Regions from separate parts of the Homo sapiens genome. Here region 2 is linked to region 1. A link is a contact called in ENCODE Hi-C data. All regions are on one chromosome and are shown on one strand. Each heading gives the region's core, a stretch centred on a gene start or an enhancer-like site at or near the end of the contact. The rest is flanking DNA. Distances are from core to core; before and after follow the strand shown.

Evidence for each region. A loop is a pair of places that touch in the nucleus more often than their neighbours do. Pooled maps may share reads with other maps.
Region 2: a loop to region 1 is called in a map of CD8-positive, alpha-beta T cell, with 16 times the contacts of the local background. The contact joins the promoter of FKBP7 here to the promoter of NFE2L2 in region 1. A Hi-C loop is called at or near these places in 2 of 168 maps with a recorded cell type or tissue (CD8-positive, alpha-beta T cell and ascending aorta) and 8 of 50 pooled maps.

What each region holds. Positions count from the first base shown.
Region 1 is chr2:177,260,234-177,267,996 of GRCh38, forward strand. It overlaps NFE2L2 (NFE2 like bZIP transcription factor 2), which reads right to left and starts at 4,494. Exons shown (of 5, transcript NM_006164.5): 1 at 4,299-4,494. The coding sequence starts at 4,343. RefSeq lists an enhancer at 2,468-3,667 and silencers at 3,348-3,507, 3,768-4,637.
Region 2 is chr2:178,472,473-178,480,235 of GRCh38, forward strand. FKBP7 (FKBP prolyl isomerase 7) reads right to left here and starts at 6,128. Exons shown (of 4, transcript NM_181342.3): 1 at 5,807-6,128; 2 at 4,590-4,741. The coding sequence starts at 6,027. It overlaps LOC124906102 (a long non-coding RNA gene), which reads left to right. Exons shown (of 2, transcript XR_007087322.1): 2 at 1,383-1,495. RefSeq lists a silencer at 7,739-7,763.

The DNA.
Region 1 (7,763 bases), core at 3,244-5,743:
AATGACATCTAGTAAACTTGTCCTCCTCTACCCTGCTGTGCAACATATTTCAGTCAACTTTCAGAAAGTGGCTGGACCAAGCATTTAAATGCCCTGAGGTTGACCTGGACCAACTTTTAGGCAAATCATCCATCAGATCCTATAAGTCCTGCAGCACACTTAATTCAGACAAATAAGACAATAATTCCAAAAACAACTTAACAATAAGGACTAAGAAAGTGTTTAATTTTGAGATGTACTATTCTCAAAGACCCAAGTAAGCTTCAACTAGATAAGAGTTGAGCCCTTATGCTTGCTATAGTTCAGAAGTGCCAAAACATGAGATTAGGGTTGAATTTGCGCCATCAGCTTTCTGCTAGCTGTTTTCAACTCAAATTTTCCCCATTCTGCTCTCTTTCCTTCAGCCTGGTTTAACCCTGTCTGTCACACTCTTCACCATATTCTTACTACCAAACTTATTTTTGAGCACTACTTCAAAACAAAAAGAGCCAATGGAACAGAAGAAATGTACCAAGTAGCAAGGCAAACAAAGGCAAAGACTCCAGTAGCTAAGAGATTTAATTAAGAAAAAAGGCAGTTTCTGAAAAATGTGAGGCAGAATCTTGGACATTGCCAAACATCAGAAATTTTTAAAACTATTATTATATTAAGAAACAGACTGGCGCAGTGGCTCACACCTGTAATCCCAACACTTTGGGAGGCCGAGGCGGGTGGATCACCTGAGGTCAGGAGTTCGAGACCAGCCCAGCCTGGCCAACATGGTAAAACCCCATCTCTACTAAAAATACAAAAATTAGCCGGGCAGTGGGTGCCTATAATCCCAGCTACTCGGGAGGCTGAAGCAGGAGAATCACTTGAACCCGGGAAGTAGAGGCTGCAGTGAGCCAAGATCAGGCCACTGCATTCCAGCCTGGGCAACAGAACAAGACTTCATCTCAAAAAAAAAAAAAAACAAAAAACAAAAAACAGTCCTGCCTTTCTAAATTGAATCCACCGAGGCCTCTGTGTCTTCCTTAAAAGGACCACAGTGGGTACCATTGATGGATTGTATTCACTCTCCCTGTATTTAACAAGGTCCACCTCCCCACGTCACATACAGTGATTAAATGTCTTGCTAAATGGAAAAGCTGCAGACATTAATCTTTTATATTCCGGCCTCTCCTTCCCCCAGAATAGGCAAATCTCAACTTACCCACTTTTTAAAGTGTGAGCTTTTCTTCCTATTTAGAGTTTAAGGAGTTTTGGTACAGTCTGGAAGTGGTGATTAGAAGCCCCCAGGAGTCAAACCTGTTTGAATGCTACCTTGGCCACTCAATAGTATGGTCACCTTAGCAGGTCCTGGCCTTTCTCTATGCCTCTCTCCTAACCTTTCCTAACCTAATGCCTGATCTAACTATTATGCCTGGTTTTCCCAACCTGGAAACCAGGGATAATAATATTTCCCGTGAGGTTACTGTAAAATTATGCATGTGAAGCAATTATGTCTGGCACCCAGGGACGTGCCCAGTAACTTATCTATTATTATCTTAGTGCCAAATTCTTCCTGCATACTGAAAAGTTAACCCAGGCTTGAGGAACAGTTAAGGAGGAAATATTGACACAAAACCCCCTTTAAATGTCTTCAGTCAGGACAGAGGAAATTCCCAGAAAAAAAAATGTACTTGTTGGGTTCCTTTTTTTCATGCAGCTTTGTTAAACATGATTTATCCTCAATAAAAACAAATATTAAGAAAAATGATGCATTTGGCTTTCAACTTTTCCTGGTAATCCTAAAGACAGAGTCAGTTTTCCCCCCAACATTGCTTATAAGAACCCAGGGCAAGAAAGAAAGATTTCAAAATGGCCCAAGTTATTTTTAATGCGTAAAAGACTGATGTGAGTTATGCATTTATCCTCCTACATGCTGCTTCCACAACCTCTCAAGAGATTTTTCACATATCTAAAAAGTCAAGTTGTTCTTTGCTTAACATTCATTCAGGAGATGAGAGGCCTGTCCTATTTTTCTTTTGTTTGACTTAAAAATAATCTCATCGGTCTATTTCAATATCAACTTCATCCCTCATCTAGGAAAGTGCTTTATCTCTCCAAGACACCCTTGAAAAGAGTAATGGATGGTTCCTTCCACCTAATGGAGATACTGAATCTAAGGCTCTCCTTACTGCCCTGTTTATCAACACATCCTCTGCACAGAAGGTGAAAAACTATATCCTACTACCACTTCACACCTGGAGAGTTTTTTTTGACAAAAGGTCAAGAAAATGTTTGACTCTGTTCAAATCTTTATGGATGACAACAATCTAATATGAATCATAAACAAAATCAATTCTAAATTTTCTTGTTCTTTTTCTGTTTTCAAATATGCAAATCGATGTCTGATTACAAAGGTAGAAAAGCAGTTATTTTTATCAAACGTAATTGGAAAATACACACTTAATGCGGTACATATGTTTCACGCATTTTTGTATAAGGAATGTTATATTACACAGCAAAGAAAGAAAAATTCAAAAATAATAGAGGGCTGTAGACAATTCCGGAAATCAGAAAAACTAAAGTTCATTTTTATCATATATCCTTCAGTCAAACAAGCATTCCTATAGATAACTCTTGAACAGCAGCTATTAAATAAATCGGAAGGTACAATTTAATTCTTCACTAGTTGGAACCAGAAGAATACAATCCCAATGAAGACTGGGGAAAAGTTCAAGACAAACAACTTTAAAGGGGGAAAAAAGCACAATTAATACATTGTCCATAACTTAAAACTTTACAATAGATCTTTGGAATTAACCGAAAACTTTACATTTAACAGCATAAACGTATTTACTGTACATCAAGTACACATTTCCTTGAATTCCAATTTTTTTCCTAAAATTCATTTACAAAAGAAGTTAGAAATATAAATATCTACTTTTAAAGTTTCTACAAAGGATGAGCAGAAACTTCTTTTCACTTTTATAACAATTCACAGAAATTAGCAAGTGTTTTGAAACGCAAGCGTTCCACTCTCTGCCCCTGCAGAAGAGGGGGAACATGTTAAGAAATTGAGGCAAATTCTCAACTGAAAAGGAAACATATATAAAGTACTCAGGGGAGAAATAATAGCTGAAAGCAAAAAATTACTAACAGACTAAAAGCAACAGAAATTCTAATCTACACTCGCAACTCTTACCCTTGACAGCACAGAAGAGAATATCCCGTCTTACACATTTTGGAATTGCAATTCTGAAACGCTAAATCCAAAGACAAAGCCGCTCTGGGGAAAATAGCAATTGCGCAACAGATCAACAGCTCCAACCTGTCCCTTGGCCCTGGCGCGGCGAGGTTTGCACGCTATAAAGCAGGAAAGGGCCAACCGAGGGCTGCTGTGACGGCCAACCGAGCGCTGTCACGGAAGCCAAGGCCACGCGCGCGGTGAGCGCCACCAGGGGGCACCGCGTCCGAACTAGAAGCCCCGGGTGCCGCCGACTCCGGCCTCAGAGTCCACTGCCCTCGCCCGCACTTTCCCGCGGCGTTACGAGGGGCCAACTCCGGGTGCCCGAGCCCGAACCCCTCCCCGGCCGAGAAAGTGCGCGGGGCCCGGCTCAGCCGCCACACGTCGGGGCTTCTGAGCCCGCTGGGCACTTAAGGCGCTCCTCCCTCGTCCCGGGGCTGGGCTTTCAAGAGAGCTCAAGGCTGCCAGAGAGTGATCCGAGAGATGGATGACTTCGCAAAGCCGCGCCCACAGACGGCCCAGCGGGGTGAGCGCGTCGCAGCCCGCACTCAAGGAGGTCTTGGGGCGCGGCGAAGGGGCTCCGGGTCCCAGCCCGAAGGCGACCTCAGTTCCCCCGAGAGCGGCCCCGTGACTAGGCACATTTTTGCCGGCACCGAGGCGGGGGAGCCGCGCAGCCCCGGAAGGGCCGGGCCGCGCCGGCTCAGACGGCCAGCGTCCGCCCCCTCTTGCCCCGCCGCCCACCGGGCCGCTCAAACTTAGGGGCTCCGGAGTCCCAGCTCTCGGGCCCGGGGACGCGGCTGGATTCTCCCCCAAGGCCCACGCGAGCGGGCTCAGTCCCCAGACCTTCCCGCAACTTCCCACCCGTTCGCCCTCGGGCTCGTGGTCGGTCGGATCACCCGGCCGCGTCCCCGCTGCCCCTCCCCGCCCTGCCCCGGCGCAAGCGCGGCGGCTCTACCCAGCGCCGCGGTCCTGGCTCTGGCCAGACGTGGGGGAAGCCGGTTGCGGCTGTCCCTCCCGGGCCGCGGTTCCCTAGCTCCCCCGCCCCCGTCCCGGCACCACCGCAGGGCCCAGAGGGCCGAGGCAGCACCTGCTGGGACGGGAGTCCCGGCGGCGGCAGCTCCAAGTCCATCATGATGAGCTGTGGACCGTGTGTTGGGGCTCCCCGACGGCGGCCCTGTTCCGGCTGCCGAGGCGCGGCGCGGACAGGGCGGCTCTGGTGGCGGCGGCGGCGGCGGTGGCGGCTGCGTCGGCGGCTCCTCCGGGCTCCCCGGCACTCGGTAATCGGCTACACGCCGGCGGGCCCCTGCCCCGCTCCGCCTCCCGCCCCACAAGGGCGGGGCAAGAGTCCGGGCCCTTCCTTCCCCCGCCGGCCGCGCGGGCTGAGCTTCCGAAAATCCCCCACCCGCGCCGGGGCTGACGCAAGAAGCTCGCGGTCCGGGGGCGGGAAGGGACTGCCAGCTGGGGTCCCAGCAGGCGGGGGACCTAGAGGAGGTCTCCGTTAGCTCCCCGGTGCCGGCGTTCAGTTTGCCCTCCCCCGCAAATAAGGGCAGCGCTCTCGCCCGCGAGATAAAGAGTTGTTTGCGAAGGTCGCTGGAGTTCGGACGCTTTGAAACAGTTTAAACAGTTGGAACAAACACACCCGGAGCCCCGGAAAGGCGTTGGTGTAGGAGCTGCGCCTCCCTGATTTGGAGTTGCAGAACCTTGCCCTGCTTTTATCTCACTTTACCGCCCGAGAATGGCGCCAGCCGGGGTGGGGGGGGCTAAAGATTTGGACCCAGACCGTGCCACTGCCAACTGCCCTCCCGCCCTTGCTCCCTTCCCGGGCTGGGGCCAGTGGGCCCTGCCTAGGGGAGATGTGGACAGCTCCGGCAGCTCGTGTTCGCAGTCACCCTGAACGCCCTCCTCTGAACTCCCACGTGTCTCCATTCTCCTAAGCTCAGGTCGTCAAAGGCAAACGGAGAAGCCCCTTTAGGTCGGAGAGTGGTCAGTATTGCCCACCCAGAGCTGGGAGAAAAACGGGAACCCCAAGAGAACCTCTTCCCACCAAAGCGCAGCCACCACGCCACAGATGGCGCCCTTCAACAGTGTGTAATACCACAACATGCTGTAATCGTTTACTCTTTACAAATTTCTTTTTCACGTACTCACAAAATAGTACAAATTAAAAAAAGTTACAAAAACGTTTGTATAGTATTGGCTCATTTTATAAAAACGTGCCTAGAAAAAAATTGAAGGTTACCAATATATTAAATGCTGTGGAATCAACGATTTTTATGTTTCTCCTTGTTACTTCCAAGTATGCTTTAAATCTGCAGTGCGTATGTTTTATGTCTTACATTAAAAACAATTATTTAAAAATTAATCATTGCCCAGAGAAGACTTCAAGTATTTGAAACGAGGAATATTGTGAACTCTTATAAGGGTTCAAAGAGGATAGATAAATGGTTTAGTTTTGTTTTTTTCTTCCTCTTCTGCATTTACAATCTTTCTAACTCTATACAAGACTGGTTTTCAGTTTCTAGCTTCCTGGAATTATTCAAAACCAGGTGAAGTAGATAATACTGGCAGTGGTTTTGCTATTTCATTCAAAAACCACACACACACCCCTGACTATAGCAATCAACGCCCAAAAAGCTGCAGAGCTTACTTTCTCTAGGTTGCATAATTTGACACTCCCAGGATTTATGTGTAAATTTGTATATTCAGATATTCCTTGAGATAAGTGAAGCCTAAATTAATTACTTGTAATTGAAGCAAGCTTCTTTAACTCCTATTAATTCCTTTCAGCTGTTATGTGAAAACCCTGCAACATGATCTGCACAATGAAAACAAGTTAGGAGAAAACTGTTTGCAAAGGACCTCACATGAAAGATGCAGAGACATAATAATAAAATAACATTTCTGAGTCCAAGAAAAAGACAAGAGTAAATTGTTAACAATTCAAGTTACTTATTAAAATTACGACATCAGAGAAGGTAGACAATGAGCCTAGTAGGTAGGAGATACCAGAGTCATATGACATGGTTACTGCTCTAAAGGAGTTTATAAAGTATTTGGTATTTCCTTGTTAAGCCACAAAATTTCCATTGAGTTTAGACTGAATGAAATAACCTTCACTTTTCCAATGCTGCAATTTGCTGAGAGTGTGTTATTTCAGGCATCTGCAGAGTACATATTTTCAAAGGGAGGGGAGCAATATGATAAGAGTTTGAACTTGTTTAAGAAAAACAAACACTAAGGAAAAGCTGTTTGGCATTTGGTTTAGCCAAATAAAGGGAACCCCATTCTCAAGACCACCCACGTCAAGGAGGTGCCCAATCTTGGCAGACTCTGGAATGTGATTGTCTTCATATGAGAGCCTGAGCCCTTGCTTTGCCCTCCAAACCTGCCTATTGTGTTAGGAGGGCACAGATAATGCATGTTGAGAAGCTCTGGAGGAGCAAGAAAGAACAAGAAAGAGGAGGTGCTGGTTTTTCTCTCCTGTCTTGCTGCCATGGGATCCTTTTTTGCTGCCAGGCTCTCCTCGCTACTATTTGGGAAAAATACCCTCCAATTGGTTTTATGTTCTATTGACTCTTGTACCTTTTCATTGATTCCTGAATCATTTGCTGTCTTTGGGAAGACGGCCTTCCCTACATGCTTGAGATGTGTCAATTGTGATACCTTGCTCCAGATTGCTCATAAAAAATAAGCATCATTGGCCAGGTGCTCTGGCTAACGCCTATAATCCCAGCACTTTGGGAGGCCGAGGCTGGCGGATCACGAGGTCAAGAGATCAAAACCATCCTGGCCAACGTGGTGAAACCCTGTCTCTACTAAAAAATACAAAAATTAGCTGGTTGTGGTGGCATGCGCCTGTAGTCCCAGCTACTCAGGGAGGCTGAGGCAGGAGAATTGCTTGAACCCAGGAGGCGGAGGTTGCAGTGAGCCGAGATCACGCCACTGCACTCCAGCCTGGCGACAGAGTGAGACTCTGTCTAAAAAAAAAGTATCATCAAGTAAGTCTTCTGGGTATAAGAAGTCTGGATAATGGTGATGCATTGACCCCTTAGTTCCACCTCCTTTGTGCTCCAATCTGCCAAGTTGCAAGGTGCAAGAAAGTACCGATTGTTTCAAAATCCTCCATCACTTTGAGGCTTCTTCCTCTCTCTGTCACTTCCTCTCAATTGTTCTCCATGTTTGAGCCAGAAAATATTCATAATCTTTTAGAATTGTAGTTGAAATTCTACTTTGTCCAGTGTAAAGTATAGAAAGCTTCCAAAGATGGCACCCAGTAAACCACCTCTCCTGATATTGAGGCATTTGTCTAGTCCCCTCATATTGAAACAAGCATGGCTGGCCCTGCAACTTGCTTTAAGGTATGGAAAGAGGCCAGAAGTGACATTATGCCAGGTTTTAACCTAAGCTTGAAAAAGCCCTGACAGCTTTTAATTTTATACTCTTGGAAGTCAGCCATCATCCTAAGAGGTCTGACTACCTTGATGGAAAGAGAGGCCATGGGAAAAGTCATGGAAGATGAAACTCTAAATGGAGAGAGAGAGACTATGTGAAC
Region 2 (7,763 bases), core at 4,878-7,377, 1.2 Mb after region 1:
TTATACCACTTTTTTTTTTTAGACAAGAATCTTCCTCTGTCACCCAGGCTAGAGTGCAATGGCGCGATCTCGGCTCACTGTAACCTCTGCCTCCCAGGTTCAAGCAATTCTTATTTGGCTTATACCACTGCGCCTGGCCAGGAGGGCGAGATCAGCCTGGCTGGCCAGGAGTTCGAGACCAGCCTGGCCAACATGGCGAAACCCCATCTCTACTAAAAATACAAAAATTAGCCAGGCATGGTGGCGTGTGCCTGTAATCCCAGCTCCTCGGAGGCTGAGGCAGGAGAATAGCTTGAACCCGGGAGGCAGAGGCTGCAGTGAGCCAAGATCAATCACACCACTGCGCTCCAATCTGGGTGACAGAGCAAGACTCCATCTCAAAAAAAAAAAAAAAAAAAAGGATATATTGCCAATTACCTCTTTTTCTTGTTTTTTTTTTTTTTTTAAAAAAAACTAAAGTATAAAAATGAGGAAAATATGCATTTGCTACGGAATTACTTATATTTAGAGAAGCAGATCAAAGAAGTAGGAATTAAGGTAAAGAATATATACATACCGCATGTATTGTTATTTAAGCACTAACAAGTCACATGCATTTCAAGACATGCAGGGTTGTTCTGTGACATGAGACAAGGATATTTTGCAGAAGAAAGACTTCTTCAAGTACTACCTAAAATAAAGTTATAGCTAATGTTAGGTCTTAATAACAACTTACTTTTAAATGCTTATTTAATCAAGAGGTTGTTTGTTAAACAGTTACTTAAGGTCTACACTGCAACTTTTAAAATAATGTAATCCAAGGTATTGGATTACAATGCCTAATGTAACGCAGGCAAGGTCAGTATTAACTATGGTCCAATTAACACTTTTTTTGGGCCTCAGTTTCTTACTCTGTAAAATGAGGGTGCTGGTGGTATTACTAGTGAGATTAATCACTTTAATGTTTGTTAGAGATACCTCCAATTGAATATGAACTTGTTTCACATCAAACTTCTATATCTCTGCAGCAAGTTTCTGATTTATTAAGAGCTTAGGCAGCCTGGGTAGTCATTCATATCTAAGCATAAATTAGTTTATGAAAAAGATAAGCTAAGTGGTCCTTTGCCTGATGGCGGTGAACCCTGGATGAGCACCTGATGATGACAGATGTGTGTGCTCTAGGCAGATAGGAGAGTGGGTGCTCTAGTGGTAGGCAGAATGTGGAGGCATCTGAAGACACAACGCAAGACAGAAAGGAAAACTTTGAAAATGAGAAAGAGACTGAAAGGCAAACTCTGCCTCCAACATTTTGCCTAGAAGTGGCCTCAACTTTTGACAACATTTTTAGCACAAGTATTGCATTTGACTTAATTTATTTTCAATTTTCCTTCTCTTTCTCCTAGGTTCCTATACAAATAAAAACAGGATATATGAATTATGGTACCATGGGAGCTGTTCTGATGGGATCAAATTATTGGCAAAAAGCATTAAAAATAAAGCTGAAGTTATCTGGAAATTGTCTCTTTAGGAGTTTTAAGCCTGACTGGGTCTGACTCAAAGCACTGACACCCCCCCACCACCCGCCAATCCAGTGTGGGGCACTGATGCCCCGATTTTGCTGGAAAGAACTCTTAATGACTAAGACAACTGCCTCAAAGAAGGCATGCCACTTCCATGAAATATTTGGGAGCAATGCCAATATCTCATTGTGGAAAATTAATCTTTACTATTTCAAACCGGTGGAGTCAGCAGTGGCTCTAAATAGGGTAAGGAGGCAAAGATTCTTTCTGTATAGCCTTCAAGCAGCAACACGGAGCAAGAACCTAACTAAGGATGCAAGGTACAGCCTATCAGGCTGCCCATCCTCCTGCCTGCTTTAAAAATTTTCTTCTCTGTTCTGCTACATGCAATTTTTGTAATTTAAAATTTTAATTTTGGAAAAATTAATACATGCCTTATAAAACTTTCAAATGGTACAAAATGTTAGAGTGAAAAGAAATCTTCTCATCCTTGACCCTGAGGCCTCCTTCCCAGGAACACTTAATGTCATCAGATGACTGCATATTCTTCCAGATGTATTCTGTGTAGATACATGCATATGTGAAACTCCTCCTCTGAAATGAAAGCTCATAGAGGATTGGGAGTAGTGTCTACTTTGGTCACTGCTTTATGCCCAGTGCCTAGAACAAAGCCTGGCACTGATGCTCAATATATATCCCAAAAGTGGAATATAGTCTTGTCCACTTTTTTTTTTGAGCCAGGGTCTTGCTGTGTTGCCCAGATTGGAGTGCAGTGGCACAATCACAGCTCACCGCAGCCTCGACCTCCCAGGCTCCAGGGATCCTCCCATCTCAGCCCCCTGAGTAGTTGGGACCACAGGCGGATACCGCCACGCCTGGCTAACTTTTTAATTTTCTGTAGAGATTGTGTCTCCCTACATTGCCCAGGCTGCTTTCAGACTCCTGGGCTCAAGTGATCCTCCCACCTTAGCCTCTCAAAGTGCTGGGATTATAGGCATGAAGCCACCATGCCTGGCCTCCACTTTATTTTTAACATATTAATAAGTATAGCTCTACTTCATTCTTTTTACTGGTTACACAGTAATTCATTGTATAGATATACTATAATTTATTTAACTAATTTCCTATTGATGGATAGGCAGGTGGTTTCCAACCTTTTGCCACCCTCCCACCCAAAAATGCCTGCAGTGAATGTTCTTTTACATATACCTTTGTGCACATTCCTGGAAATGGAACTATTGGATAAGAAGGCACGTGCATTTTCACTTTTTTTTTTGAGATGGAGTCTCGCTCTGTTGCCCAGGCTGGAGTGCAGTGGCGCAATCTTGGCTCACTGCAACCTCTGCCTCCCAGGTTCGAGCGATTCTCCTGCCTCAGCCTCCCAAGTAGCTGGGATTACAGGCACACTCTACCACACCCAGCTAATTTTTGTATTTTTAGTGGAGACGGGGTTTCACCATATTGGCCAGACTGGTCTCGAACTCCTGACCTGAAGTGATCTGCCCACTTCAGCCTCCCAAAGTGCTGGAATTACAGGCATGAGCCACCACACCCGGGCCTGCATTTTCACTTTTGATAACAGTTGATAGAGAAGTTGAATGATTTCCATTCCCAGCAATAATGCTGGTTTTTCCATGCTTTTGCCAAGTTGTTTTGTGTTTGCTAATCTGATGAGTGAAATATGATGTCTCATTTTTAATTTCTCTTTATGAATAAAATTAAGTATTCTCATAGACTTAAAGGCCATTTGTAGTTTTTTGTTAGTGGGTGCTTATTTATGAATTTGGCCCATTTCTAGGGATATGTCATTTTCATTATTGGTTAGCAAGTCTTCATACATGTTACAAACATTTTTCCCGCTTATTTGCTTTACCTAGGTTTTCAGATCTTTTTGCTGTAGGATTTTTAAAATGACAAGATATTGAAAGAATAAGATCATTTCTTGCACATTTGAAGGCTTGTCCTGTATTGGGGTAATAATGACTGACAGCCCATTATATCTCAGCTGTTCCTTTTACAATGTGCCCGTCCTGTCCTTTTACTCTAAACCTACATGTTCCAGTTTCTGAGTTTTATGAATTTAACTTTGGTACTGCTTACCAAAGATCTGTGTTATAAATATTTATGTAATAATAACATATGCTGAAAACAAATAAAAATGCTTAAGGTAGAGCTTATAGAATATATATAATCATCATGAGTGTTGCCACAATGTAGAAGAAAGAACTCTGGCCAGAGATCTATATTCAAACAATGTCATATTATCCTTATAAGCAAAAAGAAGGGACTGGACTGAACTAGATAGAGCTTAAGGTCATTGGGCTTTACTGTTCTCTTTATTTCATCTATCATTTTTTATTTCACTTTTTTGTTTTTAATTGTGGTAAAATACACATAACATAAAATTTACCATCATAACAATTTTCAAGTGTGTTGTTCAGTAAAGTACGCTTACACTACCATGCAACCAATCTCCAGAACTCTTCATCTGGCAAAAATGAAACTCTATACCCATTGGTCAACAATTCCCCTTTTCCCTCTCACTTCAGCCTCTGGCAATCACCCTTCTACTTTGTCTCTATTAATTTGACTACTCCAGGTACCTCACATAAATGGAATTATACAGTATTTGTCTTTTTGTGACTGGTTTATTTCATTTAGCATAATGTCCTCAAGGCTGATACATGTTGGTGCATGTCTCAGAATTTTCTTCCTTTTTAAGGCTGAATAATATTCCATTTCATTTTTTTTTTTTTTTTTTTTGTAGAGCAGGGTCTTGCTGTTGCTCAGGCTGGTCCTGGCCTCAAGTGATTCTACCACCTTGGCCTCCCAAAGTGTTGGGATTACAGGCATGAGCCACTGTGCCTGGCTTCCATATATGCATGTATTCATTTTGTTTATCCATTTCTCTATGTATGGACATGTGGCTTGCTTCCATCTCTTGTCTATTGTACATGGCTGCTATGAGCATGGCTGTACAAATATTTCTTTGAGACTGTGCTTTCAATTCTTTCAGACCTATATACCCAGAAATCTATTAATCATTTTTTAAATATAACTAAAACAAGAAATTAAAATTAAACATCTTACCATAGCCTTCCTTTCCGTATGCAAATGAAGGGGGTATAACTACTTTTCGCTTTTCTCCAGGGCACATATCTGTCATAGCAATGTCTAGGCCTTTTATGACTTGCCCAACACCAAGAACAAACCATTTGGGGTGGCCTTCATTTTGTGTCCGGCTATAACAAAAAGCAATACTTAAGTAAACTGATTTCAAGAAATCAAACTTGAAAATACAGCTGGGCATTTAAAATTGGAGTCCTCTCTAACCATCATTCCCATATAATCACTCTTTCTAAAACCCTTAATGGGGTGTTTGACTCAAACTTCCCTATAATCACCAGAAAGAAGTATGATTTGCCCAAAGTTAATCATTAACAGCCATCTCATTTTTTAAAATTGTTATCTTTACAAAAACTATTCAACAGTTAACTTTTTAATGGGTCTCCAGCCCCTAACTAGGTGCATGGCTTGTACAAAGAACTCATTTAACTCCCTGGGTTTGTTGTAAAAAAATGATAGGGCAGTTTTAGCCTCAAAAAGTCATTTTAATAGTAATTTAAAATGGTATATTTTCTTATTAAATTCTAATGATATAATTTATTAAATTCTTATTAAATTATAAAATTGTATAAATTCTTATTAAATTTCTCTATTTTATTCTAAATGGATGGAACTGTTTTTCCCAGTCCTATCTTTACAGGGTAAAGAAAAGATTCTCCCTCTGAGTAATAAGCCATCAATTAAATCAGAGTAGGCACCAGGTGGAATGAGGGAGCAGGGCCCACCAGAAGTCACCAGGGAAGTAACTGTTTTTCTTGATAGAAAGTGGCCACAACCTATAAAAATCGTGCTTCTGAAGGCCAGAATTAAATCTCTTTATTCCATGTATTCCTCCGTAAAGACTCAATACTTCTGGCAAGGGAAAAATGTGAACATCCTTATAGGCAGAACCTTGATTTAATTCTGGAGGTCCCAAGGGTAATGGTGGTGGTTGATGTGTGTGTGGATGTATCGTATTTTTGATAATTTATTGCCACAACATTTTCAATACTTTAAATAAAAATATTCAGTTTATTAGAGAAACACTGCCATATAATGTGATTTTTTTTAATGAATAAAGGGCTCAACTTTTACCGTTAAAAAATAAAACCCCAACCAACCAACCAATGAGGCTTCCGCTTGGTGGAGGCAGGCAAGATTTTGTGCAACTGGACGCACGGGCAGCTCGCAGCATTTCCTACCTGCAGTAGAATTTCGAGCCGTCTTTAGCCAGGTAGCCGTCATAATGGGCATTTAGTAGGTCTCCCTTCTTGCTTGTCTTAGAGCAGTTTTCTGGACGATGCAAAACTTCTATTTTCACTTCTTCGGTGCTCTCCTCTTTCTTTTGTCTCTGAGCAGTAAAAAGGCCCCACAGATAAAAGAAAACAATGAATCTGAATAAGAAATGCATGGTTTTTGGCATCGGCTCCAGCAGAACACTGCTCTCCCTCCCGCGTGTCACTCGCGCCCCGTGGATGTCCCGCGGCCGAGTTCCGACGCGTGGCAGGCGTTGTCCTGCGTCACAAAGGGCCGGGGCGGGGCCATAGATGCGGCCCCGCCCTCTCATGGCCCCAACCCCTCCGCCTCCCGCAGCGGGCTCAGCGCGGTTAACGCTGTTTCTAGGCCCTCGGGCTGGCTGTCCTCAGTCTTTAAGATCGCAACGCACACTCGCTCCGCTTCTTCTCGCTAAACCCGCGTATTTTACAGCAGGTTTCCTCAGGGTTCGGTGACAACATTCGCATTTTCTAAAATGAAACTGGCATAAGACGAAATAAACAGCCTGGGATGTCGTAGAGTCAGGGAATATGGTTGTCATTTCTGGAAGCAAAAGGCTTCTAAGACCCCTAGGGAACGAGCAGATAGATACTGGGGGGAGGGAGAGGCATGCTGGAAAAGGAGCGTAAAAAATAGGCTGGCGGTGGCTTTCTGGGTGCTTCGGAGGTGTCCTTGAAGCGCATTCTCAGGTCGGAATCTTGCATTCAGAGGTTCCAGGCTGAGTCGCACAACCTGAAGGCCAGCCCGATGCAACGAAACTGCGGTACCGCAACTCCTCTGCCTGGCTGCAGGCGTTTCCGAGAGCCGACCTCCACAATTCAGCATCCTCCGCTGGCTTGCATTTCTTTTCCCCGCCACTCGGGGCCGCCCTTGATTCGAGGGCCTCTGGTAGTGCGGGGAATGTTCTTTTGACTTTTTTGTACCATCCCATGGGATACGTAATTGTCCACATCAGTCAAGAAAACTTGAGTATTGGGCATGTTGTCCCAATCTCACAGCTAATACGCAGCAGGGATTTGGTCAAATCTGTGTGACAACACCACTTCACCACCAATTTTAGTATGAAAACCTTTAAAATACACAGAAAGTTGAATTCTACAGTAAACTCTCCTACACCCACCATCTGGATCCTGTCATTGAACTATATTATATTTATTACATATCCATCCATCACTCTATCCATCCATCAATTCGCCTTGTTTCCAAGTGAATACCCAAAGACTACCCAAACCAGAAAACCAGCAAAGGCCTTCTGCATTCGCCTGGATTAAGTTCTGGGAGTAGAGGTGCTATTCTACCTCGGTGATGCGAAGAAAAGCCGCAGCACTGAGCCTGATTGATGTGCTTTGCTTAAAGTTTGCAAAATTCCATAAACCTGAAAATTACTGTCGATTATGCAAGATGACAATTGCGTCCAAGCAGGAGTTTCAAAAATCATAAAAGCTAGGGGGAAGTCCCCATTTCTAGACTAAAATTCCGAAGTCGAGTTCCATGTTTTATATTCTAAATAAAATTGTGGCTATCCAAGGTTATCGGCGTGATGACAGTTCCTTGGGGGCCCTCGCCATTCCTTGTCAGAGGACCCCGTCTGCTGCACATTGCCTTCCTAGGAGATAATTTCAGACCCCTTGAATATGAGGAAAATACGAAGCAAACAGAAATAGGAAGGCTTTTATGTATTTTTGAAGAAAAAACAGGATTTTATGTAAAATAAAAACAGGATTTCATGAAGAAACAGGATATTATGTATTTCTGAAGAAAACCCAGGAAAACCCGAGAGAACTAAGTGCCCGCGGGATGAGTGTGCGGGCAGCTCCTCCTTAGGTAGGCACCGGGGCTGCGCGCGCAGCGGAGCTCGAAGGTCTTGTCCCCCGGGGGCGGTCA